3 separate regions of the Homo sapiens genome follow, and all the other regions are linked to region 3. The links are chromatin contacts, found by Hi-C or POLR2A ChIA-PET in ENCODE. All regions are on one chromosome and are shown on one strand. The core of a region is the stretch at or near the end of the contact, and the rest is flanking DNA. Distances in the headings are between cores, read along the strand shown. Region 1 overlaps KMT2D (lysine methyltransferase 2D). Region 2 holds the start of CACNB3 (calcium voltage-gated channel auxiliary subunit beta 3). Region 3 holds the start of FKBP11 (FKBP prolyl isomerase 11).

Region 1 (3,101 bases), core at 1-2,500, 120 kb after region 3:
GTCTTCAGACCACTCCCACCTGTATTACCTTGAAGAAAGGGCCTCTGCAGTGGCGTACGGCTGCCTTCTAGGCCAGGGGTTCCACAACCCAGATGCTGTTCTCGTTCAGAGCCCAGAACATCCTTGAAGAGCTGCTGCAGGTCCTTGGATTCCATCTTGGGCAGTTCTGTGGGGGAATGAAGGACACTGTTGAGGAAGACTGGGAAGTTCAGGTGACACCACAGGTCTACAAATGATCATGGCCAGGAACAGTCCAGGACTCCCCACCAGAGAAGCTGTACAGATCACAGTCCCAAAGATAGGACCTCCTCCTTCTCCCATAGAAAACCCTTATACACAAAGAGGTACGGGTCACAGCCTCACCTTCTGTGGAAATCCTGTCTAAGTCAGAGCTAAGCATCCCTTCACCTGGGGTGCCTGGCTTCTCAGGGTCACTGGGCACTGGGGATGCCTTCACGCCCCCATCCTCAGGTCCTGTAAATGCCAGGAGAAACCCATGGGTCAAGGCCAGGATGGGTCATGGCCACTCTGAACCACAGAGGGCCATGGGACAGTTTCCAGCCTCCAACACTGACAATGCTCAGGGGCACAGCAGAGGGACAGAGGCAAGCAAGGCCAAGACAGGACACAGTAACCCCGGCAGCCCTCACCTGGTGTATCGGCTTTGCCCTCGAGGCCACGGGATTCTTCATCTGCAATATCTGGACCATCATCTCCTATGAGCAAGAGTCCCCCCTCCAATCAGAGATGTCCTACATCTGATGCCCAGAACAGGTCTCCAGTCCCACAGCCCTACAGGCCAGGACCCTTGACCCCACCCTTGACTCCTGGAGGCCAGTCCATTTCCCATCAAATAACTTGCCAGCTCCTAAGCCAGAAGAAAGTTGGATTCTCTCACACCACTCACTCCCACATAACTAACCTTTCTGCGATGTGGGGAGTTCCTTCCTTTCTGAGCCTCCATCTCCCTTGGCTTTTGGGGTCCCTAGTCCAAAGCTTGGCCGGCCCACCCCAACTGCAAAAAGGGCCTTACGGCTCAGGTCCAGCAGCTCCTTCCCAAAGAAGGCTTCCTGTGGGGCAGTCAAGGAGAAACAGTTTTCTTCATGCCCTGCAGGGCACAGACACCTCCCTCACTGCTTGGAGCCTGAGACCCACCTGCAAGTAAGCAGGGAACATGTCCTCCAGTTTGCTCTTCTTGCGCCCTCGCCGCTGTTGCTTCTTCTTCTCATCCCCTTCAGCTAAGCTCTGCTCCACGGCGCCCTCTGCAGGCAGGTCAGCAGGTATCACTGTGGACAGAACGGAAGTGTCAGACTCGGGTTGAGAGCATGCTGCTCCCAACTTGCAGGGTGACACTTTGTGCCTACTCTCTCCCACAACACCAGCTGGGTCTACCACCCTCTTGGCCCTTTCAATGAGTCCACCCCCTGGGTCTCTCTAGCATTGCCCCACCTTCTCCCAGGCCCCACTGGTGCCCTCACCCGTCTCACCCTCGTCGGGCTGCCCATCCCCACTCAACACCTCCGCCTGTGCAGCAGGCCCCTTTTTCGTGCGTGTGTGGGATTTCCGCTGTCGCACCATGAAACCACCAATGCCTATGAGGAGGCAGAGTTGTGGATGAGAAGCCGCTGGGGGACCTATTGAGCTGCCCCGCACCACCCCACCACCCCACAACCCCATCCCAGGACCTCACCAGGCCGATATGGTTTACGCTTGCGTTTTTTGCTTTCCTCGGTCTCCTCTTTGCCAGGCTCCACATCAGGGCTGACGGGGCCCTCCAGTTTAATTTCGCACTCCATGTGCTCCACACCACCTGCGTATGGTGACAGAAGAGATGGAGGCAAATCAGAACTATAGGCCCTTTTAACCTTGTCATCCTGCCACTGAGAGAGCTGAATACCTTGCCTCAGAGCCACTTAGACGAGACAGCAGTGCTTAAGGGTAACTGAGTGGCAATGTAGCCCCCACCCAACATCCCACTCCCAGAGTCACGCTCCCCCTACTCTGCCGCTCCCTAAGATTCCCCAAGCTAACCTTCACCCTTGAGCAGCTCATCGGTGTCCAGGTCCCCATCCTTCTTGTCATCAGGGCCAAGGGCATCTGAGGGCTCAGAACCCTCCAATCCTGCCTCGCCTGGGAGGCCAAGCCGTCCTCGCCGTTGGCGCCGCTTGTGCAGTGGTGACATGGTCAGGTTACGCAGCAAGGCCATGCCAGTTTCTGTCAGCCACACACCTTCGAAGCGAAAGTACTGGGGCTCTGCATAAGAGGAAAGAGTATGTGATCCCTGGATGGAAGCCCCAGGGAAACCAGAACTGCAAGTTTCAACCTATGTCCTTAGCTGAGACAAAGGCAGTGACAAAAGTCCAGCTTAGGGTCTAAATGCTGAGGAGAACAGGCCACCAAGGGGCACTGGCTGAGGCCCGAGTTCTCTGTCAGTGACCCAGGGAGATTCAGAGAGGAACTGTAACTCAGAAGCCTGCCTTTGCTCATGATTAACCCTAGGTTCACTAAATAGATTCTCTTGCTGTCTGGGGCTATGAGGGCCCCTACTTGCTGAATGCCAGCACACAGTGTCCTAGATGCCAGCAGCAGTGCCATATCACGATGGAGATGTCCCTGGCCCCTTTCACTTAGGAAAAAGAGTTATGTTCTCAGCCGGGCGCGGTGCTCATGCTTGTAATCCCAGCCCTTTGGGAGGCCGAGGCTGGCAGATCACGAGGTCCGGAGATCGAGACCATCCTGGCTAACACGGTGAAACCCCATCTCTACTAAAAAATACAAAAAATTAGCCGGGCGTGGTGGCGGGCACCTGTAGTCCCAGCTACTCAGGAGGCTGAGGCAGGAGAATGGCGTGAACCCGGGAGGCAAAGCTTGCAATGTGCCAAGCTTGTGCCACTGCACTCCAGCCTGGGCAACAGAGCAAGACTCCATCTCAAAAAAAAAAAAAAAAAAGAGATCTGAAGACGAAATCCTAGCAGTGAAGAGACCATGGTGCCTGATGAAAGGAACATTGCCCGGGAAGCTGGAGACCTTGGTTCTAGGCATAACTTTGCCACTAACTTACTAGGTGACCTTGGGCAGGCCACTTAACTTCTCTGGGTCTG
Region 2 (2,944 bases), core at 316-2,815, 110 kb before region 3:
CCCTGAAAGAAGGAATTGAAGAGAAAGGATGAAAGAGGGGGATACAAGGAATACTGCGTAACTGGGTGAGGGCACAAAAGTGGGCAGTGTCTGGGAACTTCCAATACAGAAGAATCCAGTATATGACCAAACCCCAGTTGGTGCTGGACTCAGGAGAGGAGACAGTCCCTTCAGCCACAGGGGCTGCAACAAAGTTGTTTGTCAAACCCAGCATGAGGAAGGTGCTGGGCAGGGCTGCTCTGGGCCACCCACAGTAGACAGACTAAAGATGTCAGTCTGAAGATGCAGCTCTTCTTTGTCTTGCCAAGATAACACCGATAAGTGACCCAGGTGGGAAGCCACTTGGTTTGGGTGGGCTTTCTCTCTCCCATGCACAGTGCTTTCTACCATAGATCTTACTAAGCCATGTCAGAGTTTTGGATTTCTGATTCTCCTCAAGCCAAGGAGGGATGAGCAGATTGCTGAACTCCCGGGTGTGAGAAATTGGGAAGGAAAAGGACTGAGCTCAGGGCCAAGAGCATGGGCACCAGGAGGCCTCCAAGTGTAACCCCTGTCTACGCACATCCTCCTCGTGGGGCACAAAGGTAGGCAGTCAAAAATCAAAGAAGGAATTTTGCTCAGGAGATGAAAAAAGGAAAGAGCTCAAATGGGTGGATCTTTGGGGAAAGTTTCCTCAAGATAAGGGCTGCGGCTCTCTTACCCCAAATCTCAATGCTCCTGTAAAGGAGACTGAGTGGTGCAGAGTGGTACAAGCCCTTCTGCTAAGGGGAGAATCTGGCCTTACCCTAGTGACTCCGAGGAGACTGGCCCTTTCCTCTCCCAACCCGAGTGTAGCCAGGATCCCACCCACAACTATCCCCCTACCTCCACCCTCTGGCTTCTTTCCCCTTCCCTTTAGGCTCACCTAAAACAGCCCCTTTCTGCCCCAGTTCCCACGGATGCCTTGGCACTGTCTGGCACAATCCTTGGCAGGGAAGTGGGGAAGGGAACCCCCATCCTGGCAGGACTAAGACAAAATCTATCCGTGCAACAGGTGTGGGGAGGCCTACCCAGCTCACGGAAAGTTCCCCCCTTCTCAAGGGTTGGGCAACACCGCCTTTGCCGCAGCGTCCCCGTACTGAGGGGGCCGGGCACCTGTTGGGGCAGGAGCTGCCGTCCTGTCATTAGCCTGGGGGCACCAAGCCCATTCCTCCCCGGGACCACTGCGGGGTTTGCTTTCGGAGCCTCCGGGACGCACGGGCCCAGACCCGCCCTGCTGTCGCCTGGGACCCCTCCCCCGTCTGCCGCTCGTTCCCGCGCCTCTTCTGTCTCCCACGGTCTCCCCATTTTCCTGTCCTCTCCGTCCTCCCTCTGCCTCTCTCTCTCCGGTTTCCTCGACACCTGCGCCCTCTCCAGTCTCCGCCCGGGTCGCGTCTCCCTCGCGGTCTCAGCGCCCCCTCCCTCCCCCGCCGCAGCCCTTTGTTTCCCGGCGGAGTAGTTCCTGGGTTGCCGAGCGTCTCTGTCTCCGCATCTCTCCTCGCCCCGCCTCCTCCCTGCCTGGATCCGCCCTGCCCGCAGCCTCTCCTCCCCTTCCTCCCCGCCGCCACGGCCCCGTAGGTGCTCGGGGACCCACCTTCCACCTAGCACGGGTTCGTTCCCCTCTCCCGGCCTGGCCCGGGCTCCCCGGTGGCCGCCGCCCCCTCGCCGCCCCCGCCTTCTCCCGGGGAGGGGGTCAGGTGGGCGGGCACTATTGTTGTAGGAGCCGGCGCCAGATTCCTCAGCCGCGCTCGGGGTGGGACCGGCTGGGTTTGGGGGGGTGGGGTGGGGGGAGCGGTGATCTGAGCTCCGAGCAGCTGGTCTTCGCGGCTCGCTCCCTCCTTCGCGCTCTCTCGCTCCCTGCCGCCGCCCGCAGGGCTGCGGGGCTCGGTGGCATCTCCCGGGCGCGGCCCGCAGTCCTTGCCCCTGCCTCCGGGCCGCTCCCGCCCCCGGCGCCGCTCGCTCCCCCGACCCGGACTCCCCCATGTATGACGACTCCTACGTGCCCGGGTTTGAGGACTCGGAGGCGGTGAGTGCCCACGATGAGGGTGGGGGCGGGGAAGTTGGGGTGACACCTCCTCTCCCTTCAACCCTTTCCCCGGTTCAGGACTTTGAAAAACGCCTCAGTGGCAGGGCAGGGTTTGTAGGGGGGCGCTCTAAGAACGTGGGGAGATGGATTTTCATGCCAAGCGTTCCCCAGCGACCCAGACTCAGACCCTGGGGCATCGGGTGTGTGCAGAGAGGGGGCAGTATAGGGGAAGGGCTCAAGCAGGTGGCTCCACGGCCCAGGAAAGAGGGGTGGGAGAAGGCAGGGCTGGAGGCCGAGGGCACAGAGGCTCTGGAGAGGGAACACGCCATGTCTGGAGTTCCAAATTCTGGATTTCTGGGGTCTGAACACAACAGCTAGGAGAGCCGCCGAGGTGGTTGGGGAGGCAGACATTCTAGACCTCTTGTGCCTCAAGCAAACGACACATCAGGGAGCTGAGAGGACATCAGGGAGCCAGGGGCCAACCTCTTCAGACAGACGGATCCTAAAACTTGAGGAGCTCCATTATTCCCTTCCACCCCCTCCATCTCTGCGCATTGCCTCATCTCCTCACCCTTTCTCTAGCCCAGTTTCTCTCCCAGGCTGAAACCTGGGCGCCCAGCACATGGGTAGGCCAGGTGACTGAGCCCCATCTATTCCACAGCCCCCTGCTGAGGCTTCCTCTGCAGCGGGCATCCTGAGCTCTTGCCCAGCATGGAGGGCCTGGAGGTGAGGCCAGAGGAGCTGAGGGCCTGGGGATGGAGAGGAAGCGCTTTGCTCAGAGAAACAGGCAACCGATAAATATTTAATTCTCCTCTTTGCTTTTATCTCCTGACCCACTGAGACAAATCAGCTCATTAAGCAGTGATTCCCGGAGCTCAGACAGCAGGGAGAGTGCCTGGA
Region 3 (2,776 bases), core at 264-2,763:
ACACCAAACAGGCTGGCCAGCAAAGGTGTCCATCTCCCCATGTGCCTCAACTCCCCCGACAAAAGCAACAGCGCAAGAGGCACAGAGGCTTTGAATGCCCTCAGAGGTCCCACTGACCTGGACCTGTCCAGTGGGAAGCAGGGTCCTTTATTCCACATTCTCCTGCTTAAGGAGTGAGGATGGCCGAGAAAGCCTCTACCCATGCAAAGGGGGTACCCAGGCCCACCCCTGCCGAGATACTCACCCCACACACATGTCGAGAAGACTCTGCTCCAGACCTTGAAGAAGAAGACACAACTGAACTGGAAGCTATCCACCTTCCCCAAATCCCATGACATGAAGATCAAAGTCTTCCTCCTCCATCCTCAATTGACCTTTCCCTCACTTCTTAAATCTCTGGCTTCCAATAGGATATGGGACAAGTGGAGTACTAGAAGTGAGGTTTGAACCTCAGGAGGTAACTCGTAGAGCCCTAGGGTCTTACTCATTTCAGGGGGGATTTCCAGGGCAGCTTTGGAGCCGAAGAGGCTAAGAAAGGGCTTAGGTTGGGAAGAGGTGGAATGGGAGGCACAGGTCACATACCTGGAATCACCTGCTTTTGGCCAAGTTCTATAACCAGAGGGTCTCTGGTCAGGGAGGTGTCAATAATACGTCCATCTACCAAGCTTCCCTGGGGGGAGAGAGCATCAAGAGCATACATCTAGCACCCTCTCCCTCCCAGCAGGCGCGCAACACACACCTGGACCGCTGGGCGGCGGCAGCCCCCTTAGTGCGGCAGCCTAGCGTTCCCCTTACCGCTGTAAGGAACAGGAAGCCCCAGAAGGCTGGCGCTTCTCGGAGATCTCTCCACCCTGCACTTCTCCGTGCCAGGTAGGAACTGGCAGAAAAGCAAGGAGGGAAAAGAGGCACGGAAGAGCAACGTCTCTCCCCTCGCCACGTGCTCGACGACCCCAGAGCCCCGAGTTTCTTCTCCCGAACCGCTTGCCACGTGTCCAAGCCAAAGCTGACGTGTTTCAGCAGGGCGCCGCCCCCTCCCAGGCCCCGCCCCGGCCCCCCAGACCCCTCACCGTGTAGTGTATGTGAAGCGTGTCTCCAAAAGCAGCGGGCTCGGCACATGGTTCTGGGGGCTCCACCTACGATCGGACTACAGGGGTCACGGATGCTCTTCCAAAGATCCCGTTCTCGCCCCTAGACCCGGCACCACCCCCAACTCAGTTCCCGCACTTCCTCTCCTCCCGGCTCCCAGGTTCGCTGAGACCCCAGTATTACCACCCAACAAGGCTCGGCCCACGGGGGCTGAGGGTCGGGACTATCTCCTCACCAGGGTCTCCACTTGGAGGGTCCGGACGGGACTTTCGGTTTCGAGCCCAGCCTCAGCCCGGCACACCGCCGCACTGAGCAGCAGCAGCAGCAGCAGATGGAGCGGGAGGAGTGAGGGGCGCAGGGTCATGACTGGGCGCGGGGCAGGGAGCCGGGGCACCAGGACAGGCTGTTCGGGTGGCGGCAGCCAGGACAGCGTTCCCGCGGCGCCCAGGCCAGACTGGACGGGACGGGGCGGGTCGCGATGCTAGAGCTCCTCCTCCTGCAGCCCTTCCTCCACCTTGTCCCCACCTCCGAAAGGGAGGAGGCCGAGGGGCGCCCTCTGTACCCTCCAAGATCCGGAGGGCGCAGGTTCTGACGCATCCGTTAGACGTTCTGTCCTATAACGTGGGTCGGGCCAAACAATAGCACCCATTTACGATTACCTACTGTGTGTCAGGAGCTAGTCTCTAATCCTCAAAACCACCCTGAAAGGTCGGCATGATTGTTTCCATTTTACAGATAAGGCACAGGGTGCTCAGGATGTGCCCAAGGTCATCAGGCTAGGTGGTGACAGAGACAGGATTCAAACCCAGGACTGCCTGAGTCCAACGTGGTTGCTGTCTGTTCTTCCAAGTCGTCTCCTTGTGGCTATCCTGGCAGTGTCTGGCTGGCAGACCCCACCCAGGCAGTTCTCATTCCTCTCCGACCTCCAGCTACTTCAGCTTGAATTTCTGGAGGTTATAGATCCAAGTATCCGAAATAAGGCAGGGGGCTGTCCTATCCCTGTCCTTTGAAAAGCTAGCTGAAAAGAGCAAGGAGCTGTTATCCTGTAAGAACAGGGTAAATCCCTGATCTTTTCCTCTGGTGCTACTATTTCCTTTCTCCTTTCATCAACAAACTTCTCAAAGGGCAGCACACGTAATCCATTTATGTAAAGACTTCACTTTTTTTTTTTTTTTTTTTTTTGAGATGGAGTCTCGCTCTGTGGCCCAGGCTGGAGTGCAGTGGTGCCATCTCCACTCACTGCAACCTCCGCCTCCCAGGTTCAAGCGATTCTCCTGCCTCAGCCTCCCAAGTAGCTGGGATTACACCCGCCACCACGCCCGGCTAATTTTTGTATTTTTAGTAGATAAGGGGTTTCACCATGTTGGCCAGGCTGGTCTCAAACTCCTGATGTCAGGTGATCCGCCTGCCTCGGTCTCTCAAAGTGCTAGGATTACAGGCGTGAGCCACCAGATTTCTTTTTTTTTTTTTTTTTTTGAGGGGGAGGAGTTTTGCTCCTGTTGCCCAGGCTGGAGTGCAATGGCGCGATCTTGGCTCACCGCAACCTCTGCTCCCGAGTAGCTGGGACTACAGGCATGCGCCACCATGCCCAGCTGATTTTGAATTTTTAGTAAAGACAGGGTTTCTCCATGTCTGTCAGGCTGGTCTCGAATTCCCAACCTCAAGTGATCCACCCACCTCGGCCTTCCAA

What was found. Hi-C counts contacts between places; a loop is a spot of excess contacts on that map. ChIA-PET counts read pairs that join two places held with the same protein, here RNA polymerase II (POLR2A). Pooled maps may share reads with other maps.
Region 1: a loop to region 3 is called in a pooled map, with 5 times the contacts of the local background. The contact joins the enhancer-like site here to the promoter of FKBP11 in region 3. A Hi-C loop is called at or near these places in 1 of 37 single-sample maps with no recorded cell type and 8 of 50 pooled maps. POLR2A ChIA-PET finds 5 or more read pairs at or near these places in 7 of 52 experiments (AG04450, GM12878, H1 and 4 more).
Region 2: a loop to region 3 is called in a pooled map, with 3 times the contacts of the local background. The contact joins the promoter of CACNB3 here to the promoter of FKBP11 in region 3. A Hi-C loop is called at or near these places in 2 of 37 single-sample maps with no recorded cell type and 8 of 50 pooled maps. POLR2A ChIA-PET finds 5 or more read pairs at or near these places in 6 of 52 experiments (H1, HEK293, OCI-LY7 and 3 more).

What each region holds. Positions count from the first base shown.
Region 1 is chr12:49,042,713-49,045,813 of GRCh38, forward strand. It overlaps KMT2D (lysine methyltransferase 2D), which reads right to left. Exons shown (of 55, transcript NM_003482.4): 20 at 2,032-2,253; 21 at 1,691-1,810; 22 at 1,488-1,592; 23 at 1,156-1,286; 24 at 923-1,070; 25 at 651-716; 26 at 364-474; 27 at 29-166. Among named protein-coding and RNA genes, the nearest start is that of KMT2D, 17 kb to the right of the region's middle. Within about 2 kb of position 1,251, at least 2 of the 41 ENCODE cell types and tissues checked have a DNase peak (open chromatin) inside an H3K27ac peak, as active enhancers do.
Region 2 is chr12:48,816,931-48,819,874 of GRCh38, forward strand. It overlaps CACNB3 (calcium voltage-gated channel auxiliary subunit beta 3), which reads left to right and starts at 1,566. Exons shown (of 13, transcript NM_000725.4): 1 at 1,566-2,044. The coding sequence starts at 2,000. It overlaps LOC101927241 (a long non-coding RNA gene), which reads right to left and starts at 2. Exons shown (of 3, transcript XR_245978.4): 1 at 1-2. RefSeq lists a silencer at 1,364-1,833.
Region 3 is chr12:48,923,979-48,926,754 of GRCh38, forward strand. FKBP11 (FKBP prolyl isomerase 11) reads right to left here and starts at 1,514. Exons shown (of 6, transcript NM_016594.3): 1 at 1,322-1,514; 2 at 1,068-1,133; 3 at 583-670; 4 at 245-278. The coding sequence starts at 1,450. RefSeq lists enhancers at 460-519, 1,780-1,879.